Regions from separate parts of the Homo sapiens genome. Here region 1 is linked to region 2. Evidence: read pairs that join two places in POLR2A ChIA-PET (ENCODE). Cell type or tissue: GM12878. All regions are shown on one strand. Each heading gives the region's core, and the rest is flanking DNA. Links, peaks and the distances in the headings are about the cores only. Region 1 overlaps ARSG (arylsulfatase G). Region 2 overlaps LOC105371870 (a long non-coding RNA gene).

Region 1 (12,236 bases), core at 2,611-10,610, 150 kb before region 2:
TGGATCAACTGAGGTCAGGAGTTGGAGACCAGCCTGGCCAACATGGCGAAACCCCATCTCCACAAAAAATACAAAAATCAGCCAGGCATGGTGGTGCATGCCTGTAACCCCAGCTACTTGGGAGGCTGAGGCAGGAGAATCGCTTGAACCGAGGGGTTGGAGGTTGCAGTGAGCCAAGATCGCGTCACTGCACTCCAGTCTGGACGACAGAGCAAGAGTCTGTATCAAAAAATTAAAAAAAAGAATTGACTGAATCTATTACCTATTACTGTATGCCCAGTCCTTTTTTAGACATTGTTGAGAAATACAAAAGAATTCTAGCCATTATCCTATCCTCAAGGAACATGCAGAAACAAGACATTGAGTGACAAGACGTGAGCAAATGTAAGTCACAACAATGCACAATGGCATGTAATTAAGACCCCAAATAGATGAATAGAGCCACAGGACATGGAGATAAAGAATGCTCTAGGATTGAGATACGGAGAAAGAACTGGATGACGGTCCAAGGTTTAGAGAAATCTCCATAGAGGAAGTGGCACAGAGGTTGGAATCAATCTAAAAGATGGGACTGTTATGAACACTTCAAAAAGCACAAGGAAACACTGAAAGGATACACCAGAAGCTAATAAAAGAATGGTTTCCCACAAGGGGAGGGAGAAACAGTATGTGGAGGGGGAAAGCAAGTATCTCTGGACTATGTTGTTATACAGTTTGACTTTCGTACCTTGTAAACGTTTGACATGGCCAAAAAGTAGAATTAAACCACAAGGGGAAAACAAGCAGACCCTATAATTAAAAAACAAAAAACAAAAAACGCTGAAACAAATAAATCCAATCATATAATAAACAGTAATATGACCACACAGAGGAAAGAATCATTTCAAGTAATATCAGCACCCAGTGTTCTGGCTGTACAATATTAATGGGATATAATCTAAGGACAAAGAGAACCACAAAAAAAGCTTAAACTTCACTCAGTAGCTGTTCCACTGGTGGCAATATTGGGTTCAGGATTTTGAAACGATTTTATGTGATATGGTAGAGTAAAGCAAACAAGTAATTATATTAATGTTCCTAATCAGGAACCGAGATTTCCAGGGTAAAAGGTAAAGATATAAAATAAAAGAAGATAATAAAAAACCTATAATGTTAAAATTAATATAGAAGTCATTATGAACTCATGCTTTTTAAAAATACAGATCTCCCAGCTACTATCTGCTGAAAGGGCCTAGAATCATTGACACGCCTGTGGCAATGAGGATACTACACCTCTATCTTTGTTTTAAACCCCATCCTGCAATAAAAGGAATTGGCTCTCCTTTGAGAAATAGTTAATTGCAGATTTGAGGAAGGAGAAGTACCAGGGGAGTCTGGGACATCTGCTTGTGCCAGGAAGCAAAGAAAGACCCAAGAGTCAACTTCGAGGGGCTCCTCCTGGCCAAACTTGGGACAATGTGGGCATCAAAAAACAATTAGGCCTGGCGTGGTGGCTCACACCTGTCATCCCAGCACTTTGGGAGGCTGAGGCAGGTGGATCACTTGAGGCCAGGAGTTCGAGACCAGCCTGGCTAACATGGCGAAACTCCGTCTCTACTAAAAATACAAAAAAATAGCCGGACATGGTGGCACACGCCTGTGATTCCAGCTACTCAGGAGGCTGAAGCATGAGAACTGCTTGAACCTGGGAGGCAGAGGTTGCAGTGAGCCGAGATCGCACCACTGTACTCCAGCTTGGGAGACAAAGCAAGACTCAGTCACACACACACACACAAAAAGAACAATTAGTGTATTTGATTGTAAGCCATGAATAAATAAAAATCCATTAGTCCATACTGACACTCAGAAAAATTCATTTACCACCATTAGAAAAGAATGTTATGCCAACTCCACACCCTAAAAATTCGTAATTAAACATTCATCTTGACACTTTAGAAGGACCACAGTCATCACTAGGTGATGAGAGAAAGCACTCCTTTTCAGAAGGATGCCAGGCAGTCAGATGCAAGGAAGGGATGGCAGGCTCAGGAAATCACCATTTTTGCAACCCCACCTCCACCTCACCCAACCCTCATCTATTTTCTTTTTTCTTTGGTGCAGCCAAATCAACCCATCCCCCAGCTAATAGCTGATGATCAGTGGATGTGTTGGGAGTGGTTGTTCAGAGTGTCAACCGCGGAGCATCATAAATTGGACAGAGCTGGCGATCCCCACCTTATAAAATGATTAAGTTTAGTGTCATGCACAACGGGTACCCTGACCTCGTACATCTCCTGATGGGATGCAAGATGAAGTTTATAAAATCAAGGATTCTTGCCAAAAGCGTTTACCCTGAATCTAATCAAACCTCTAGATCTAATTTCCAGGTTACAGGAAATACAGCTCATAGAAAAACAAATTAAATGACACCACAAGGAAGTAATTTAACAAACCAGTATTTTGATATTCTACAAGAAAACTGGTCTAGTCTCTTCAAAAAGTCAGTATCATGGGATAAAATGGGATTGGGGTGGGTAGTAACCTACATTAAAGCCATTAAAGAGACAAAACCAAATGTAACATGTGATCCTTGATTGGCCTGCAGTTCACATAAACTAGCAATACGTTTGAGGATAATTAAGGGAATTTTAATACAGACCCAATGTAAGACATCAGGGAATTTTTGTTCATTTTCTGAGTATAATAACAGTATTATAGGCATATGGAAGAATAATATTCCTCTTTTTTATTTTTTTAATTTTAATTTTTATTTATTTTTCTCTTTTTGAGATACAGTCTCGCTCTGTCGCCCAGGCTGGAGTGCAGTGGTGCGATCTCGGCTCACTGCAACCTCCACCTCCCAGGTTCAAGCGATTCTTCTGCCTCAGCCTCCCAACTGAGAGCTGTAGCTGGGACTACAGGCACGCGCCACCACGCCCGGCTACAAAGTGGCTAATTTTATCTTATGTATATATCACTTCATTTAAAAAAAAAAAATCCTACAAACTGAGTGGAGAATGCTCAAAGAGAATCTCTTAGGCAGGGGCCTTGGCCCCTTAAGCTGGCTGTCAGGAGGTCTTCAGGAGAGAAAGCTACTGATTTATAACAAAGGGATTCATTTATCATTTCACTCATTCCAAAAATATTTACTGAGCAGCAACAGCTACTGGGGCAGACCCTGTAATCCATGTTAAGGAAGCAAAGAAACAGTCCCTATACTCAATGACCTTCCAGTTTCATTTTCAAACGAAAGTCCAAGGAGGTCGTTTCCATTTTACAACGAATAGTTATAACCATTTTTTAGCTTGAACTACGAACAGGGCGCTTTACATGTGCTAAGTCATTTAATGGCATTAAATGCCCCTCCTGGGAGAGCCCTAGGATGGGCTCATATAAGGATTCCCATATATAGATGAAGAAACTGAGGCAGGGGGAGGTTAAAGACCTTGCCTCACACTGCTGGAAGGGGTAGAGCCACAATTTGTATCCAGGCAAATCCAGTCCATGCTCCTGGCCGTGGCACTATGCAGTCAGGTATCCAAGGGCACACCCTGGGACTCAGGCGTGTCTGATTCCAAATCCTATGCAGGTGCCATTAAACCATGCTGCCTCTACTAAGAACTCCAGAAGCTTGTCTTGAAAGTTGAAGGGAAGGGGCAGGGGAGACTCGCCCACTCCACAGCCAGTCTTGGAAGGAGGAAACTGAGATAAAGTGAAGTTTTAAAGCGGAGAGGAAAATGTGCCCAGTCCCCCTGGCCTAATGTAAGGGAGGACAGAAAAATGAATTTGGTTTGGGCATGAGAAGAGACCTTGAGGCTTAACCATCCAAAGACAGGTGTGGGACACCCACACGCGCACACACACACTAAAAACACACATGCATGCACACACACACACACATCTTCAAATACAGCTCAATGTGAACGGAGGAAAGTACTAACTGGGCCTGGGGAAGGCCTCTTGAAATCAGATGACACAACACTGGAATGATCTATTCAGGGAAGCCAGTTTTTCAAGGTTTTTATACCCTAAAAACCATCTAGAGAAAAACCAGGCACCTGAATGCCTGGGGGGTTTTCCTCGGAGACCTGCCTGAAACAGAAGTTTCCTGGAGCGAGCGGTGCTGGGATTCTAGGAATGTATGCTTTTGGAAAGAAGAGTTTCTGCTGGCCGGGCGCAGTGGCTCACACCTGTAATCCCAGCACTTTGGGAGGCCAAGGCAGGCGGATCACCTGAGGTTGGGAGTTCGAGACCAGCCTGACCAACATGGAGAAACCCCGTCTCTACTAAAAATACAAAATTAGCCGGGCGTGGTGGCACATGCCTGTAGTCTCAGCTACTCGGGAGGCTGAGGCAGGAGAATCACTGGAATCCAGGGGACAGAGGTCGCGGTGAGCTGAGACCGTGCCATTGCCCTCCAGCCTGGGCAACAAGAGCGAAACTCCACCTCAAAACAATAAATAAATAAATAAATAAATAGAAGCGTTTCTGCTTAGCTTCCTAATCTCCAGGTGCCTGTTCAGGGTCATGATCATCCAGACAGCACCTTGTTTCTGGAAACCTTCCTCCTTCGCCTTCCAGGAGACCTGTCTTCATCCTCCTTTGGCCTCCCTGATGGCTGCTGTTCTCCCTCCACTGTGGGCCTGTCTTCTTTTGTCCACATCTAAGATGTTGGAATGTGCCCAGGCTCCCTCCCCAGCCCTCTTTTTACTTCTAGTCCACTCACACACTCTGGGAAGTCTCAGACAGCCCCACTCTCTAAACTAATGCCTAAAAGCTGATGATCTCCAAATCCGTATTTCCAGTTCAGACTTCATGTGGGGACCACCTTCGCTCCCCTCCCCTCCCGAACATCTCTTCTTGGCACCTTAAACGCAATAATCCAGGGCTGCCCTCAGTGTTTCCCCTCCAAAATTGCTCCCATCTGCCATCTGGGGAGCAGTGCCACCACCATCCACCCCACATCCCAGCAGAGAACCCATCAGGGCTGCCTAGACGCTTCACTCCCGCTCATTCTCCATGTCAGGTGGTCACCAAGTTCTATCAAGTCTCCCAGATCTGTCCTCCCTCTCTTCCACCCACTATCACGGCCTCCATAGAGGTCCTTAGGAGCTAGAGTCAAGGTTATTACAGGAGCCTGATCTTCCTGTCACCTCAGGTCACCCTCCACACTAGTACAAATATTTTTCTTTCTTTTTCTTATTTATTTGTTTATTTATTTATTTATTTGAGACAGAGTCTCATTCTGTTGCCCAGGCTAGAGTGCAGTGATGTTGCAATCTCAGCTCACTGCAACCTCCACCTCCTGGGTTCAAGTGATTATCCTACCTCAGCCTCCTGAGTACCTAAGATTATAGATGCACGCCACCATGCTCAGCTAATTTTTATACTTTTAATAGAAACGGGATTTTGCCATGTTGGCAAGGCTGGTCTCAAATTCCTGGCCTCAAGTGATCCTCCCGCCCTGGCCTCCCAAAGTGCTGGGATTACAGGCATGAGCCACTGTGCCCAACCCAAATGTTTTTCCATAATGCGAATTTGATCACACTAATCCCTTACTGAAAAACATGATCTTGGCCAGGTGTGGTGGTTCACGCCTGTAATCCCAGCATTTTGGGAGGCCAAGGTGGGTGGATCACTTTAGGTCAGGAGTTCAAGACCAGCCTGGCCAACATAGTGAAACCCTGTCCCTACTAAAAATACAAAAATGAGCCAGGTGTGGTGGCGGGTGTCTGTAGTCCCAGCTACTCAGGAGACTGAGGCAGGAGAACCGCTTGAATCTGGGAGAAGGAGGTTGCAGTGAGCTGAGATCGTGCCACTGCACTGCAGCCTGGGCGACAGAGTGAGAGTCTGTCTAAAAAAAAAGAAAGAAAAGAAAAGAAAGAAGACCAGGCACGGTGGCTGACACCTGTAATCCCAGCACTTTGGGAGGCCGAGGCAGGCAGATCACCTGAGGTCAGGAGATCAAGACCATCCTGGCCAACGTAGTGAAACCCCGTCTCTACTAAAAATACAAAAATTAGCCAGGTGTGGTGGTGGGTGTCTGTAGTCCCAGCTACTTGGGAGGCTGAGGCAGAAGAATCGCTTGAAACTGGGAGGCAGAGGTTGCAGTGAGCTCAGATAGCACCACTGCACTCCAGCCTGGGTGGCAGAGTGAGACTCCATCTCAAAAACAGAAAAGAAAAACACGATATTGCTCTTCTTGCTTCTCTGGGCTTATCTGCTGCCCCGATGCCTGCACCTCCTTTGCTTCCAACACACCACATTACTCCCATGCATCTGTGCCTTCGCACACGCTGTTCTCCCCACTGGGAATGTCTCTCCCCACTATCCTACCTTCCATTCATTGGCAAATCCCAGCTGTCTTCAAGGCCTAGTTCAAATGTTCCAATGTTAGCACCTCGATGACATCCTCCCTGATCTCTCCTCCTGCAACCTATCTGCCACGCCCCAATACCCGCACAGAAGCGGGGTCTCCCTTCTCCATGTAATTATATACCATTTGACATATATCTTTTTTTTTTTTTTTTTGAGATGGAGTCTCGCTCTGTTGCCCAGGCTGGAGGGCAGTGGCATGATCTCGGCTCACTGCAAGCTCCGCCTCCTGGGTTCACGCCATTCTCCTGTCTCAGCCTCCCGAGTAGCTGGGACTACAGGCGCCCGCCACTACGCCCGGCTAATTTTTTTGTATTTTTAGTAGAGACGAGGTTTCTCCGTGTTAGCCAGGATGGTCTCAATCTCCGGACCTTGCGATCCACCCGTCTCGGCCTCCCAAAGTGCTGGGATTACAGGCATGAGCCACCTGGCCGACATATCTCTTATAACACTCAACTACAACAGTGATAATTGCTTGAGTCCAGGAGTTCGAGACCCAGCCTGGGCAATATAGGGAGACTCCCGTCTCTACAAAATATTTAAAAATTAGCCAGGTGTGGTGATACATACCTGTAGTCCCAGCTACTTGGGGGGCTGAGGCGGGAGGATGGCTTAAGCCCAGGAGTTAGAGGCTGCAGTGAATCATGATCGCACCACTGCACTCCAACCTGGGTGACAGAGTGAGACCCTGTCTCAACAAATAAATAAATAAATAATAAAGGCCACTAATGCTTTGACATGCCTCCCATTGAGAGGTGGGGTCTATGTCCCCTCCCCTTGAATCTGCATGGGTTCTGTGACTGCAGTGACCAACAGAATAATGTGGCAGTGAGTGACCCTACATGCCAGTTTCTGGGCTCAGGCCTTACAAGACTGGCAGCTTCTACCTCCTGTCTGGAAACACTCTGTGAGCCGCCATATAAGAAGCTGAACCACCCAGAGACCATCACGTTGCAGAGGCCGTCTGTAGGTCCTCTGGCCGGTGACTCCAGCTCAGACCTTCCCCGTGGAGATGTCCGCCATAGGAGCAAGGCCATCTCAGACCTCCCAGCCTGACCATCTGCTTGCTACACTCCACGAGGCGACCTTAGTCAACGCCCAGTACTAAAGAATTGCCCAACCAAGGAGTGCCTGAATTCCTCACCGCAAAGATCATGGGCTCTAAGAAAATGGTTGTTGCTTGAACCTAAGGTTAGGGCTGGCTTGTTACTCAGCAATACACAGCCAGAAGAATGTCTGTGTCTCTCATAAGATAAGGTTTGGTTCACTATGAAGTCTCCAGCACAGCAAAGAATAAATGGGGTGCTACCAAATGTGTGCTGATTGGGTGACGCCACTGTCCTCTTTGCTTTCGTACCACATAACAAGGCTTGCTAAAGAGACCTGGGCCTCAGTCCCAGAAGATGGGTTCATTCCCTGATGCTGTTTTTCAAGGTGACAAACAGCAATGGACATCATCAGAGAGCAGTGAAATTGCACTGTGAGATCCCAGTCCTGTCCATCTGGAAGCCTGGCCTGGCCTTGAAACCAAATCTTAGAAGCAGGCCATTGATCCCTCTTTCTGCCAGAATGAGGGAAGGGAAGGTGTGTGCGCCAACATATGCACTGACAGGTTGGGTGAGGTCCTCCCTCCAGAACCTCAGGGAGCTCCTGGCGCCACCCCGGCCAGCTCTTCCTTCCTGAACCATCAGTCTCCTGGAGGCTAGAAGAAACACTGCAGGCTTTCTTCCCTCCATCACTGGGGGCCTTGGGTAAAATTCCCTAGGCACAGGTTTCTTTCAAAGCGTCCCTGGCAGCCACACGTATTGGGACCACCAGGACCCAACTTCTGAGCCCAGGATGTGGATGTGGCTGGTAGCTAGTAACTGCTACCCTTTGATGTCCAAATCGAGTTCTAGCTATTGCTCACAACTTTGCTCCCCAAATATTCATCTCTACCCAGCTTTTTCTGTTCCCTTCCTCCTGAGACTGAAGCACAAGGATCCTCTTGGCTCACACTCCTAAACATTCCTTATAACAACTCTTATTACTCTTTTATTATTATTATTATTATTATTATTATTATTATTATTATTATTTTTGAGACAGAGTTTTGCCCTTGTTGCCCAGGCTGGAGTGCAATGGCACGATCTCGGCTCACTGCAACCTCCACCTCCCGAGTTCAAGCGATTCTCCTGCCTCAGCCTCCCAAGTAGCTGGGATTACAGGCGTACACCACCATGCTCGGCTAATTTTGTATTTTTAGTAGAGATGGGGTTTTGCCACTGTTGGCCAGGCTGGTCTCGAACTCCTGACCTCAGGTGATCCGCCCGCCTTGGCCTCCCAAAGTGCTAGGATTACAGGCGTGAGCCACCACGCCCGGCCTCTTATTACTCTTTTATTTTTTTTGAGACGGAGTCTCGCTCTGTCGCCCAGGCTGGAGTGCAGTGGCGCGATCTCCCTTCGCTGCAAGCTCTGCCTCCCACGTTCACGCCATTCTCCTACCTCAGCCTCTCGAGTAGCTGGGACTACAGGTGTCTGCCCCCATGCCTGGCTAATTTTTTGTTGTTGTTGTTGTATTTTTAGTAGAGACGGGGTTTCACCATGTTAGCCAGGATGGTCTCAATCTCCTGACCTCATGATCCACCCACCTCAGCCTCCCAAAATGCTGGGATTACAGGCGTGAGCCACTGGGCCCAGCCCTCTTATTACTCTTATAGCTGACATTTATGCAACACTTACTATAATCCAGGCACTTTTCCAAGCACTTCACATACATTAAGTCATAAGCTTCTGTTGCCCCTGGCTTCATTTTGGTCAGAATTTGTAGCTCTGTACAAGCTGGCCCAAGCTTACTGGTGTTGTCTCTTTATCCACCACAGCATAACCAGCTTCAAAATTCATGGAACCCAGTAAAATATGAAAATGCAGGGTCAGGTGTTGCAGGAAGTCAGGGACCCCGAACGGAGGGACTGGCTGAAGCCATGGCAGAAGAACATAAATTGTGAAGATTTCATGGACATTTATTAAGTTCTCCAAATTAATACTTTTATAATTTCTTATGTCTGTCTTTACTGCAATCTCTGAACATAAATTGTGATGATTTCATGGACATTTATTAGTTCCCCAAAATTATACTTTTATAATTTCTTATGCCTGTCTTTACTGCAATCTCTTAACATCAATTGTGAAGATTTCATGGACACTTATCACTTCCCCAATCAATACTCTTGTGATTTCCTATGCCTGCCTTTAATCTCTTAATCCTGTCATCTTTGTAAGCTGAGGATGAATGTCGCCTCAGGACCCTGTGATGATTGCATTAACTGCACAAATTGTTTAAACAATATGAAATCTGGGCATCTTGAAAAAAACAGGGTAACAGCGATGTTCAGGGAACAAAGGAGATAACCTTAAAGTCTGGCTGCCTGTGGGCTGGGCGGAACAGAGCTATATTTCTCTTCTTTCAAAAGCAAATAGGAGAAATATCGCTGAATTCTTTTTCTCAGCAAGGAACATCCCTGAGAAGCAGAATGCGTTCCCAAGGGGAGGTCTCTAAAATGGCCACTTTGGGAATGTCTGTCTTTCACGGTTGTACATAAAGGATGAAATAATCCCCGGTCGCCCGTAGTGCTCCCAGGCTTATTAGGACGAGGAAATTCCCACCTAATAAATTTTGGTCAGACCGGTTGTCTGCTCTCAAACCCTGTCTCCTAATAAGATGTTATCAATGACAATGCATGTCGGAAACTTCATTAGCAATTCTAATTTTGCCTCGGTCCTGTGATCTCGCCCTGCCTCCATTTGCCTTGTAATATTCTATTACCTCGTGAAGCATGTGATCTCTGTGACCCACACCCTATTCGTACACTCCCTCCCCAAGCTTGCTGGTTTTGTGGCTTGGGGGCATCACGGAACCTGCCAACATGTGATGTCTCCCCCGGACACCCAGCTTTAAAATTTCTCTGTTTTGTACTCTTTCCCTTTATTTCTCAGACTGGCTGACACTTAGGGAAAATAGAAAAGGACGCACGTGAAATATCAGGGGCTGAGTTTCCCCCAATAGTCAGGCCAGGCACAGTGGCTCATGCCTGTAATCCTAGCACTTTGGGAAGCCGAGGTAGGCGGATTGTCTGAGCTCAGGAGTTCAAGACCAGCCTGAGCAACACAGTGAAACCTTGCCTTTGCACCAGGCGCAGTGGCTCACGCCTGTAATCCCAGCACTTTGGGAGGCCAAGGCGGGCAGATCATGAGGTCAGGAGATCAAGACCATCCTGGCTAACACGGTGAAACCCCGTCTCTACTAAAAATACGAAAAATTAGCCAGGCAAGCTGGTGGGCGCCTGTAGTCCCAGCTACTCCAGAGGCTGAGGCAGGAGAATGGCATGAACCCAGGAGCTTTCAGTGAGCCGAGATTGTGCCACTACACTCCAGTCTGGGTGACAGAGCAAGACTCTGTCTCAAAAAAAGAAAGAAAGAAAGAAAGAAAGAAAGAAACAAAGAAAGAAAGAAAGAAAGAAAGAAAGAAAGAAAGAAAGAAAGAAAGAAAGAAACCCTGTCTTTGCTAAAATACAAAAAATTAGCTGGATGTGGTGGTGGGCGCCTATAGTCCCAGCTACTCGGGAGGCTGAGACACGAGAATTGCTTGAACCCAGGAGGCAGATGTTGCAGTGAGCTGAGATCATGCCACTGCACTCCAGCCTGGGTGACAGAGTAACACTCTGTCCCCGCCCACCACCTCCCCCCCCCCCCGCAAAAAAAAAGAAATAAAGAAAAGTAAAGAAAAGAAAAAGGTAAAGAAAATGCAGCGTCCCTGGTTCAAGAATCACTAAAAATTTTAAGACAGAGACAGCAAAGCCTGCAACCAAGCACAGGGTCTAAGTGTGCAACTGCCCAGGCCACAGTGCCCCTAAAGCTAGCCCTCCACAATGCCATCAGCCTTGTCTTAAATCTCTCAGCCCAATGGGCTTCCCAGGCCAGGAGAAAACTGCTTGTTGGTCTCAGGGCCCCAGACAGCGCTCCCATGTGGCATGTGGTTGCTTCCTTTGCCAGTTTCTGCAAGTTTATCTGGGCTTTCTTTAGATTTTTCCCTACATACCAGCTATTCCTATACCAATCTTCCCTCTCAGTAAATAGCACCCCCCACCCTGTCACTCAAGTCACAGTCATCTGAGGTTTCTCTCATTCCCTCCTGCCTCTCCACAGCTAAATTATTAGCATGTCCTATCAACTCAACTTCCAAATATATCCAGAATCTATCCATTTCTCTCCATCTATCTGCTCATGTCCTGGTCCAAGCTACCACCACCTTGTACCCAGATCCTAGGGCCATCATGTCAAACAACCCAAGGGCCACCATTCACACCACAGTCCAGAGGTGAGCAATATACAGTCTCCCCAGCTATAAGTGGCAGCCCTACTTACTCCCCACTTCCAATTCCTGTCTCCAATTCCCCCTCCCCTCATTTTCCATGGTGCATCCAAAGTCATCTTTAAACTTTTTCTTTTTCTTTTTTTTTTTGAGATGGAGCCTCACTCTGCCACCCAGGCTGGAGTGCAGTGGCTCGATCTCAGCTCACTACAACCTCCACTTCCAGGGTTCAAGTGGTTCTCCTGCCTCAGCCTCCCAAGTAGCTGGGATTACAGGCACATGCCACCACACCCAGCTAATTTTTGTATTTTTAATAGAGACAGGGTTTCACCATGTTAGCCAGGCTGGTCTCGAACCCCCAACCTCAGGTGATCCACCCGTCTTGGCTTCCCAAAGTGCTGGGATTTCAGGAGTGAGCCACCACACCCAGCGTCTTTGAAAATGATTATCACCTAGCATGAGTACATACAGCCCAGGATAGCTTGAATGCGGCCCAACACAAATTCATAAACTTTCTTAAAACATTGATTTT
Region 2 (12,236 bases), core at 1,404-9,403:
AAATATGCACACATAACCAATCACATTGGATGTCCTAGTTCCAGTTAGCTGACCTACAGCTTCTCCATGCCAGTGGCCTCCAATCAGGGCATAACTAAAGCCTTTGCCAAGCCTATGAGGCCCAGGTGACTGCAGCCCCCTGCAGGTCCTGCATGGGCTTATTGATTTCATGTTTTTGAAAAGCACTTTTTCTGTGGCTCCTCCCATTATTAAGATAATACATGTCTATTAACATTTTAAAATTAAAGAAAAGCCCAAAGACCAATCAATATTTTGTGTCATAACCCAGAGATCACCATTATTAACATTTTAGGGTATACCCTTTTCTGTGCATTTATTGACATATGCATCTATTTTTTATAAAGTTGGAATCAGACAGGACTCATACTGCTTTATAACAAGCTTGGTTCACTTAATATTATACCTTGGGTACATATTTATGTTCACCAAATGCTTTTGAATAAGATGTATCCTAAAGTCTTTCAGAATTTTCCTTTTCTCCAGCTGAACGTAGCCACTTGCCTAGCTGTGTTACCACGAGCAAATTAACTTCAGTTTCCTCATCTGTAAAAGGAGGGTTAACAACAGTGTCTGTATCGGGGTTGTTGGGAGGGCAGATGTGGCAGTGTGTGCCTGTCAGAACAGTGTTCTTTCCCTGTCACGCCTCCTGCCTGTCACACCTCCTGCCCATTCACCCACCCATCCACCCATCTGCCTAATTCATTTGGTCAAGTGTTTGCCTCAAGGGGTGCAAATTCAGTTTTCTCCCAAGGGCACAGATTTCTACTAAGAGACACAGAAACACAAGGAAGAAGCTGTTTGCTCCTCTGGACAGCCAGCACCTGCCAGCTGTGTAGTCCTGATGTGTGGATGTGTCTTCATCACAGTGCAGGGAGGGTGATTCTCTCAGTCAGTTCTACCTCAGCCTCCACCTCCCTGGGGTGGGGAAACCCCACAGAAGTTGGTTTCATTTTGGCTTTTTTGTTGTTTGCCTTATCCCTACCCCTGCTCTCAGTGTTAAATAGTTAACTAACTACATAGAGGAAATTAAACCTCAAAATCACCAAAAATGCAAAGAACGGTTTGATCATAAAACACGTTCCCTATTTACAGGACCCTGGTACTTCCATTGAACCATCTTCTTCATTGCCCTCATCTTTGTGCCACTTCCTTTTCACACTAGAAAATTACAATCCTTCTCTAGGCCTATCTGAAATCAGGAAATCTTCAGCTCGCTCTCCCTCTCAAACATTGCTGGCCTAGGAAAGACAGAGAAATTCAAGATAGAAAGTGGGGGGCCCACGGGTTTGGGGCCTCATTGTTCGTCGTTGCTGTTCTGGCTGACCCACTGGTGCTGAGGCCCGGCTGGCACTGGCAGGATGTCAGCCCAGGAGTGGGGCTTCTTTGTCGGTCTCCTCCATTCCCGCAGGATAGGAACAGTCGCTGGGGAGCACAAAGCCCCTGCCCACCTGCAGTGCTTGGCAGTGTTCAGCGCACATTCCTGTGTGTTATTTCATCGGAGCCTCACCCAAGGCCTGGGGGCCAAGTCACGGGAAGAGCCGAGTTGGGATTGGAGAACAGCAGCTTGACCCAGGTCACCAGGAGTTTGCCACTGGGCTGTCCCTAGGCTGGGGGGCTGGTACCTCAGGGGCCTAAGCTATGGGAAAAGAAGGGGTTGTACATTGCTGGGGGAGGTGAGAGATGCTGGTGGAGCTAGGAGACAGGAGGTCAGAGATCTCCCCAGCCCCCGAATACACAGGCAGGCTTCCTGAGGGCCTGTTTTGTCCCCCAACCCTCAAGGGGACAACAGGGCCACACCAGGCACTCACACAGCAGCTGACAGCAGCTCACATTTACTGAGGATGTGCCACCTGCCAGGCCCTGTGCCAGGAGCTCTCCTGGAATACCTCTTTTCATCTAAATTCAAAATAATACCATGAGAAAGAAGCTCCAGTCCTGGGCTGACATCCCGCTGAGTGCCAGGCCTCAGCACTGAAGCCACAGCAGCAGCAAGCAAAACGGCCCCAAACCTGTTAGTTGCTTTCAATTTTCCCATTTTACAGATGAGGAAACTGAGTCACAGAGAGGGATAAGTTTCACCAGGTCATATAGGTAGGAAGTGGTGGAGGCAGGATTCAATTCCGTTCTGACTCCGAAGCCAGACTTTTTTTTCCCTACACAATTTATTAGAATTTGAAAAGGTTGCTGGATACAGTCAAATAAATCAATTTCATTTCTATATATCATCAAAGTATTATTTTAAAAGATAATCATTTATAATAGCATCAAAGACAAAGCCACCAGAAATATAACAAAATATGTTGACAGGACTAGTTCAGATGTTAAAGATCTAAGCCGCGCGAAAACCAGACTTCTAACCACTAAGCACCTGTCAGCTGTGGAGACAACAGCTCCTCCATCCTTACGATGCAGCGAGGCCACTGCAGGTGGGGAGGGGTCTTCTGGTTAGTGCAGCAGCCTGGTGTTCAGAGATGACACCTCAGCTCAGACCTGGAAGGTTCTGCAGGCAGGTTGTATAAGCCACGTTAGCTGCTCTAAAGCCTCCATTTCCTCATCTAGAAAATGGGGACAGGGAGGCCCTCCCTAACGGGTTGTTCTGAGGATGAAGGGAGGATGTGGTCAAGTTCCTGGCCCAATGTTTTGCAAATAGTAGGTGCTCGATTATTGGCACTGGTATTAGGATCAGGGCCAAGAGTAGAACCTTCAACTCCCTGTCAGCTGGGAGAGACTGAGATGGATCACTTATCTGCACATGGAACCCGGCGTTGCTGCTGGTGTGAGCCAAGGGGGCTCAGGGAAGCCTGTTGTTGAGCTGTGTCTGATCTGTGGCTTCCTGTGCCTGGGGCCTGACTCAGCACATTACCTGGTTCCTGAGTCACGGCACAGAGGGGAGTGCTGGGATTACAGGTGTGAGCCACCGTGCCTGGCCACAAACTGCTTTTAAAAGGTTCAGGCCCTTTGCTCCAGCAATTCCACTTCCAAGAATTTATCCTATTGCAATGATTTTCAAACTGTGTTCCCAGTGGAATCCTGGGGTTCCATAGAGTTGCTTTGCTAGTTCTGCAAAACTTTGATTTGAATGTCACTGGTGCCGAGTCTGATTTAAAACTGCAGGCATCTGGCCAGGCACGGTGGCTCATGCCAGTAATCCCAGCACTTTGGGAGGCCGAGGTGGGCGGATCACAAGGTCAGGAGATCGAAACCATCCTGGCTAACACGGTGAAACCCCGTATCTACTAAAAGTACAAAAAATTAGTCAGGCGTGGTGGCGGGCGCCTGTAGTCCCAGCTACTCAGGAGGCTGAGGCAGGAGAATGGCGGGAACCCGGGAGGCAGAGCTTGCAGCGAGCTGAGATCGCGCCACTGCACTCCAGCCTGGGCGACAGAGCGAGACTCCACCTCAAAAAAAAAAAAAAAAAAAAAAAAAAAAAAAGGCAATCATCTGCAACCCCTAACTGGCCTTCTAAATACTGCACATTTGAATTTATAAAATATATTTATGCTAACAGAATGACTTCTTACCTGTTACTTATATGAATCTTACTAAGTTTCATTCAAAGAAGGGTCCTACTTCTAAAAAGAAACAGTATAAAATCATTGTCACAAGAAAATGATCATTTCATACTAGGAAAGTTTGGCTTCAAAAAGATGTACCACACAATGTTTATAGAGTTGGTTCAGTGAACCATGCCATGGCTCACAGGCCAGATCTGGCCACCACCTGTTTTTCTAAATAAAGTCTGATTGAAACACAGCCATGTGCATTCATATATGCATTGTCTGTGGCTGGTTTTTTGCCGTAATGGCAGAGCTCAGTAGTTCTAAGAGAGAACTTGTGATCTGCAAAGGCCAGAACAAATACCACCTAGCTCTTTACAGAAAAAGCATGCTAATTGCTGGTTTATGATGATATAAAAATTGGAACCAACCTAAATGTCCAAGAAAAGGGGATTGATCAAATTACAGCGCACCCCCTTCAGCAAATGGAATGCAAAGCCCTTGTTGAAAAATGCTGGCCGGGCACGGTGGCTCATGCCTGTAATCCCAGCACTTTGGGAGGCTGAGGCAGGTGGATTACCTGAGGTCAGGAGTTTTGAGACCAGCTTGGCCAACATGGCAAAACCCCGACTTTACTAAAAAAAAAAAAAAAAAAAAAAAAAAAAATGCAAAAATTAGCCGTGTGTAGTCGTACACACCTGCAATCCCAGCTACTCAGGAGGCTGAGGCAGGAGAATAACTTGAACCTGGGAGATGGAGGTTGTAGTGAGCCAAGACTGCACCACTGTTCTCCAGCCTGGTAAACAGAGCACTCCTCCACCTAAAAAAAAAAAAAAAAAAAAGTTGCAGTTTAGCAGCTCTTAGGTTTGGCTGCATATTTAAACTACTTGGGGAGTTTTTTTTTTTTTTTTTAATTCCAAACCTCAGGCCACCTCAGATGAATTAAATTTGACTGTAGGTGTGGAACCCAGGCATTGACATTTTTAAAGCTTCCCCAGGGATTCTAATGCAGTGCCACTGTTGTAGAATATTTAATGAGGCCAGATACAGTGGCTCATGCCTCTTATCCCACCACTTTCGGAAGCTGAGGTGGCAGAAGCACCTGTAGTTAGGAGTTTGGGATGAGCCTGGCCAATGTTGTAAAACCCTTGTCTCTAATAAAAATACAAAACTTACCCCGGCGTGGTGGTGGACACCTGTAATCCCAGCTACTTGGAAGGCTGAGGCAGGAAAATCGCTTGAACCCAGTGTGTCTAAAATCGGTGGGTTCTTGGGCTGACTTCAAGAATGAAGCCGCAGACCCTCGCAGGTGGTGTCACAGTTCTTAAAGGGGGCCTGTCCAGAGTTTCTTCTTTCTGATGTTCTGAAGTTCGGATGTACTTGCACTTTTTTCCTTGCGCTGGGTTCATGGTCTCGCTGGCTCAGGAGTGAAACTGCAGACCTTCATGGTGGGTGTTACAGCTCTTAAGACAGTGCCTGTGGAACTGTTAGTTTCTCTTGGTGGTTTTGTGGTTTTGCCAGCTTCAACAGCAAAACCTTAAACCTTCACAGTGAATGTCACAGCTCATAAATGCAGTGAAAATCCAAAGTGATTAGCAGCAAAACTTACTGTAAAAACGGGGGGAAAAACCTTCCCATTATTTGGAAGAGAATCAGAGCGGGTTGTTACGGGTGGCTCCAGCAGCCTGCTTTTATTCTTATCTGGCCCCACCCACATCCTGCTGATTGGTCCATTTTACAGAGAGCCGATTGGTCTATTTTACAGAGAGCTGATTGGTCCGTTTTGACAGGGCACTGATTGGTGTGTTTACAATCCCTGAGCTAGACACGAAAGTTCTCCACGTCCCCATTAGATTAGCTACAGAGTGTCGATTGGTGCATTTACAAACCTTGAGCTAGACACAGGGTGCTGACTGGTGCATTCACAAACTCTGAGCTAGACACAGGGTGTTGATTGGTGTGTTTACAAACCTTGAGCTAGATACAGAGTGCTGAGTGGTGTATTTACAATCCCTTAGCTAGACATAAAGGTTCTCCAAGTCCCCACCAGACTCAGGAACCCAGCTGGCCTCACCCAGTGGGTCTCGCACGGGGGCCACAGGTGGAGCTGCCCGCCAGTCCCGCGGCCTGCCCCCGCACTTCTCAGCCCTTGGGCGATGGATGGGACCGGGCGCCGTGGAGCAGGGGGCCGTGCTCCTCAAGGAGGCTCAGGCGGCGCAGGAGCCCACGGCGGCGGGGCGGGGCAGACTCAGGCATGGCGGGCTGGAAGTCCTGAGCCCTGCCCCGTGGGGAGGCAGCTAAGGCCCGGCCAGAAATCGAGCGCAGCACCCGTGGGCCAGCACTGCTGGGGGACCCGGCGCACCCTCGGTAGCTGCTGGCCTGGGTGCTAAGCCCCTCACTGCCCGGGGCCGGCAGGGCCGGCCAGCCGCTCTGAGTGCGGGGCCCGCCAGGCCCACGCCCACCTGGAACTCTAGCTGGCCCGCAAGCGTGGCGCGCAGCCTCGGTTCCCGCCCGTGCCTCTCCCTCCACACCTCCCCGCAGGCTGAGGGAGCCGGCTCCGGCCTCAGCCATCCCAGGAAGGGGCTCCCACAGTGCAGCGGCGGGCTGAAGGGCTCCTCAAGCACAGCCAGAGTGGGCGACGAGGCCGAGGAGGCGCCAAGAGTGAGCCAGGGCTGCCAGCATGCTGTCACCTCTCACCAGGAGGCGGAGATGGCAGTGAGCCAAGACTGTGCCGTTGCACTCCAGCCTGGGCAACAAGAGTGAAACTCCATCTCAAAAATAATAATAAATAATTAATGGCACAGAAAGATGGCCACTATATATTATTAACTGAAGACGAAGATTTTGACAATGTGTAGCATGTGACTCCTTTCTGTTAAGTTTCTACACACACATGCAAACAGACTCACATGTATGAAAATATATGCTCACACATTGACAGTGGCCATCTGTGTAGGCTGGGACTAGGACAGATTTTGATTTTTTTTCTTTTCGCTTATCTGTATTTTTTAGATGTTCTACAATGAACATGTGATATAATAGGTGCAAAGAATAAAGTTGTCAATGGCTTAAAAAGCCATGTACTTTTTGTTTTAGGCAAAACTACAAAGATGAGCATCTAATCAAACAACACATCCCCAGGTCACTCTGTATGCAGCATGCCCTCAGGCATGCATCCCAACAGAGGCAGATCCCAGGCTCATGGGGACACCAGGTTTTCCTCGGTGAGGAAGTCAGGCACTGCAGCCTCCAAGCCTCAGGCTCCTCAACTGTTAAAAAGGGATCAGTCTGACTGCTCCCACAATTTAAGGCATGCAGGCAGTGTCTGGCACGTAGTATGTGCTCAACAAAGGTTGCTTCTTTCTCCATAAGCAGCTTTTAGCGTCACAGCCTGCAGCCAGTCACTGTTCTTGCCAAAGGAAGATTGGCTTTGCCAAAGCTGGGCCTGCCCAAGTGCATCCGCAGCCACTGGTCTCTGATACCGTCCACCTCGGCTTGGAATCTCTGCTGCTCTTGGAATTTTTCTGTGTTCCCTAGAAGGACCGTGACCTCTCATCAACAAAACCTGTGTCCCCTATCCCCAGAATGGGTTCCATCTGCGTAAAGGAAGTGAGGGCTTTACATCTTCCTGGGGCTGCTCACTTTTATTTATTTATTTAATCTATTTTTTTTTTAAATTTTTTTGGACAGAGTTTTGCTCTGTCTCCCAGGCTAGAGTGCAATAGCGTGATCTCAGCTCACTGCAAGCTCCACCTCCGGGGTTCTCCTGCCTCAGCCTCCCGAGTAGCTGGGACTACAGGCGCCCACCACCACACCTGGCTAATTTTTTGTATTTTTAGTAGACACGGGGTTTCACCGTGTTAGCCAGGATGGTCTCAAACTCCTGACCTTGTGATCCGCCCGCCTCAGCCTCCCAAAGTGCTGGGATTACAGGCATGAGCCACCGTGCCCGGCTGGGGCTGCTCACTTTTAATAAGAACAATAGTGGCTGCCACGTATCAGGAGCCCCTACATGTGCCTGGGCTGACATCCTCTATCTCTCAGCCCCAACTCTGCAGGAATGTGATCGTGTTCCCATTTCCCAGATGAGGCTGACAGAGATGAAAGAACTCCTTGAAGGTCACACAGCTGGTCCATGGCAAGTGCCACTCTGCCTTCTTAGCTATCTTGGTTCCATCTTCTACTTCAAAAGACAGACATTCCCCAGTGGATTCTAACTTGCAGCCAGGTTTGAGAAGCATTGTTATGAAAGTAGTGGTTCTCAACATTGACTATACTGTGGAATCACCTACACTGATTTACAAAAACGCTGGTGGGGGCCGGGCGCGGCAGGTCACACCTGTAATCCCAGCACTTTGGGAGGCCGAGGCGGGTGGATCACCTGAGGTCAGGAGTTTGAGACCACCCTGGCCAACATGGTGAAAACCCGCCTCTACTAAAAATATACAAAACTAGCCAAGTGTGGTGGCACGCGCCTGTAATCCCAGCTACTTGGGAGGCTGAGGCAGGAGAATCGTTTGAACCCAGGAGGCGAAGTTTGCAGTGAGCTGAGATCACGCCATTGCATTCCAGTCTAGGCAACAACAGTGAAATTCCGTCTCAAAAAAAAATGCCGGTGGGGGTTGGTGGTTGAAGACTGGGGAGGGTGGGAAGAGGACAGGAAGAAGGGGATGGGGGCGGCTTCTAAAGTTCTAGATAATGTTCTATTTCTTGATCTGGGTGCTAGCTACTTGGGTGTGTTCATTTTGTGAAAATCATTGAGCTGTACATTTATGATTTATGTACTTTTCTACATGGATGCTATTCTATAGTAAAATTTTAAAGAATAAAAGAAGCTGTCATCAGCCACATCACTGCCTCCTGGGAAAAGGCAGTCCCTGGCCTTGACCCATATTTTGAGGATACTTTTCTCAGCATCAAGCAGCTGTTGGCCTCTGAGTCTGTGCCTGTCCCTGCCAATGAGCAGACTAACCCTACTTTCTTGCCGTTGAGGCTTCTTCCTGGGCTAATGCTGGGTTAGCTACAAAAAAAAAAAAAAAAAAAAAAGGCCAGGTGCAGTGGCTCATTCCTGTAATCCCAGCAGCACTTTGGGAGGCCAAGGTGGGTGGATTGCTTGAATCAAAGAGTTTGAGACCAGCCTGGGCAACATGGTGAAACCTCGACTCCACTAAAAATACAAAAAATTAGCCAGGCATGTTGGTGTGCGCCTATGGTCCCAGCTACTGAGGAGGCTGAGGTGGGAAAATTGCTTGAGTCTGGGAGGTAGAGGTTGCAGTGAGCAGAGATTAAGCCACTACACTCTAGTCTGGGCGACAGAGTGAGACTATCCCCCCACTCCCCCAAACAATACCCACCGTTGCTGTGGTTGCAGGTACTTGGACAGCCAAGCACTGTGGTTAAGCTCCACGGCCCCTCCCTCCCACAGTGGGAGTCATATGACACCAGCCTGCCTAAGCCCCAGGACCTAGGGCAGCAGGGGTGTAAATGGCTACAGCCCAGCACCCTGGGCCTGAACTGTGAGTTCCCTGGTTGACCTCTGGCTTGTGTCATAATTTGAGTCACTGGAGTTATGTTCTCTTTTCTTCAGTTACAGGTTCTGATTTTTAGCTAGGCTCATGAATACGTGAAAAGAAGACAACATTTCCAACCCTCCTTTGCAGCTAGACATGGCCATGTGACTCAGTTCTGGCCAAAAGAATGTAAAGAAAACCATCTGTGCAGTTCTGGGAATTGCTGTTAAAAAAAAAAAAGGAGAGTACTCTTCTCCTTCCCATACTCCTTCCTGATACCTGGAATATAGCATGGAAAGGCTGAGCTCCAGCAGCCATATTGTATCATGGGGTAGAAGTCATGTTTGTGGATGGCAGAGCAATAAGACAGGAGCCTTTGCATCATGGAGCACTCTGTTGGCTCTGGATTGATTCCCTCAGGACAGCTAAACATGAGAGAGAAACTGAGCTTTGAACTTGTTTGAGACAATGATATTTGAGGGTTTTCATTCTTCTCAACCCAACTGAATCCTACCTGATACACAGGGCTTCTGACTTGCTCCTTGGGCCTGAGTTCTCACCTTGGTCACTTGCCCAGTGTAAGGATGGGGGCCCGGCCTGCTCCATCCTGCAACTGGAGTTCTGCCCTCACCCCAGCTCAGTGGCTGGTCCCTGCTACCTGCTGGAACCCCATCTATGCTGCCTCCCCACCCAGCAGGATTCTGTTCCTCGGCTGGACCCTTGCCAGGGTGGAGGGCAGGTCTCCCACTCTGCTTGCTTTCCTGGAGTGAGCTCTCTTGCCTGCCTCCCACTCTCTGCTTCCCACTCATCCCTGTGCCCTTGGCTCCTTCGCTGGGCCCACCAGGATGGCTGCTCTGTGGACATCCCAATGCCTCCAGTATCTTCCCCAGTGGAGAGGTCCAGGAGCAGCCCATTCCTGACATACAGAAACAACACCTCCTTCATTCATTGATTCATTTCAACAGATATTTACCAAGCATTTGTTATCAGCATTGAGAACACCACAGGAAATAAGATCAGGTCGAATGGTGGGCCTAGTGCAAGTGCTTACAGGCACAGGCTTTAGAGTGAGAACATCAGGCCCAGCCAGCAAAGACACTGAAACCCATCACAAGGAATTTTCAGGAGTTTCTTTTAAGGATATGCCCATGACCTGGGTGATGTGCGCAGGCCTGGATGAGTCACTATACCTCCCAGTCCTCAGCCACCCCATCTGCACATGGCGAGGCTGAACTGCATGCTCTTGATGACTCTGTGCAGGTCTGACCTCCTGTGAAGGAAGGAAAGGGCCCAGGGGCCCCTAGGCCTGGTTTTGCCATGCATGGGCTGCTGATGGATTTAGGGCCTTAAAACAACCACTTGATTATTAATTTCTTTAGAGACAGGGTCTCACTCTGTTGCCCAGGCTGGAGTGCAGTGGTGTGACCATAGGTCACTGCAGCCTCAAACTCCTGGCCTCAAGCAAGCCTCCCGCTCAGGCCTCCCAAAGCGCTGGGATGACAGGTATGAGCCACCACACCCAGCCTTCACTTTTTAATTATTTATTATGATTTTGTCGGTTGGCTGGGCCAGCCAATTCTTCTGCTGGTGACAGTTCCTTCAGCCCCTCTGACCTCTGGCCTAACATGGAAGTGGGGATAATCCCACGTACCCAGAATCTTCCCAGAATTGATGAGATAAGACTCCAGGTAATGGAATAGTTAACAAGGAGGAGTTTCTCTTTAGAAGTAATCCAGCTAATAAATGAAGACAGGATGATAGAATATTACCATTTCTGTGCCAGGCGCAGTGGCTCACACCTGTAATCCCAGGACTTTAGGAGGCCAAGGCAGGCAGATCACTTGAGGTCAGGAGTTCGAGAGCAGACTGGCCTACATGGCAAAACCCCAACTCTACTAAAAATACAAAAAAATATATCTGGGCTTGGTGGCGAACACCTAGAATCCCAGCTACTGGGGAGGCTGAGGCAGAAGAATCACTTGAACCCAGGAGGCGGAGGTTGCAGTGAGCCGAGGTCGCGCCATTGCGCTCCAGCCTGGGCAACAAGAGCGAGACTCCGTCTGAAAAAAATAAGCAAATAAAAAAGAATAAAGGGAAAAAGAGAAAGATTAAAGAGGAATCCATGGATTAAAAGAGATTTAAGAGACATCAACTAATCATATTGTGTGCATCTTGTTTGGATCTTGATTTAATAAAAATGTTAGAAAATGCTTTTTGACATAAAATAGTTGGAAATTTGAACACTTACTGAATATATAAAGATATTAAAGAATAATTGTTTTAAGAAAGACAGAGAGAGATAATGTGTAACCAACCCTTAATAAAGAAAAACCAAGCAGCCTATCTATTATTAGAGAAGTCTACAGGGTATGCTGGGAGTCCTAACCCCGGCTCGGCCATCAGTGTGCTGTGTATGTGGCCTTGGCTGAGTCCCTTTCCCTGCCCAGACCTTGATTTTCCCATTTATGAAATGAAGGAAGGGACCCAAGGGGCCTGTTTAACTCTGGCCTGCTTTTGCTTTGTCTTGTCACGGGCAGCCATGGATCCTTTAATTCGGGGCTTGTATCAACACCACCATGCGTCCACAAGAGTATAAAATGGGCAGAAGAGTGCTTGATGGGCACAAGCCCAGAGCTGTTGGTTTCTGCAGAACCCAGAACAGGAAGGGTCACCTCCCTGAGGCATCTGGAGTGGAGAACCAACTGCATAATCCCAGGTAGGCTGAGTCAAAGCCAAGGGGAAGGAGAGAAACTGCTGGAGGACTTCCTCCCACAAAGCATGGGCACGTGTTATCTACTCACCAGGATGCTTCGACCTTGTTCTGATGCATGGGGACTTCTGGTGAGTTCCCTGGGCCTCCATCCTGGTCTGGTCACCTTCTCAGGACTCCAGTTGAGTTGGGCTGTGTTTGACAAACCCTTTTAAGTGAGTGCAAATAAACAATGTCACTGGATTCCTGCATCACTGACCCCTCAGTTCCATGTTGCTGGCCTCTGCCCACCTGCCCTTCAGACACTGTCATCATGAAAGTATCATCCTTAGCATGGAAACTCACACACTGTAAATGCTCCATGTAAAGTGGTGAAGGGGTGGAGAGGGGAACCTCCCTCATGGACCATCACAGATGCTAAACATTCTCTTGAAGCCTGACAAGCTTTCTCCAGAAAGCTGAACTACAATACCAACCATCTGCTACCAACACCAACGA

What was found. Peaks named below come from ENCODE experiments on the same cell type or tissue, not always from the same donor. Only the 100,000 strongest peaks of a DNase experiment are listed, where the experiment ranks them.
Region 1: POLR2A ChIA-PET joins it to region 2 with 15 read pairs; 4 of 35 experiments call an interaction of 5 or more read pairs at or near these places.

The regions. Positions count from the first base shown.
Region 1 is chr17:68,329,828-68,342,063 of GRCh38, reverse strand. The region is part of intron 2 of ARSG (arylsulfatase G); the gene reads right to left. Among named protein-coding and RNA genes, the nearest start is that of ARSG, 44 kb to the right of the region's middle. In GM12878, for the core only: no CTCF peak of the experiment used is centred there; no DNase peak of the experiment used is centred there.
Region 2 is chr17:68,173,653-68,185,888 of GRCh38, reverse strand. It overlaps LOC105371870 (a long non-coding RNA gene), which reads right to left. Exons shown (of 4, transcript XR_934937.4): 2 at 4,217-4,338; 3 at 3,543-3,593; 4 at 1-2,521. Among named protein-coding and RNA genes, the nearest start is that of AMZ2, 68 kb to the left of the region's middle. RefSeq lists enhancers at 1-48, 929-1,529, 2,302-2,361, 2,382-2,451, 3,643-3,772. In GM12878, for the core only: no CTCF peak of the experiment used is centred there; no DNase peak of the experiment used is centred there; H3K4me3 peaks cover 3,666 bases; H3K27ac peaks cover 3,766 bases.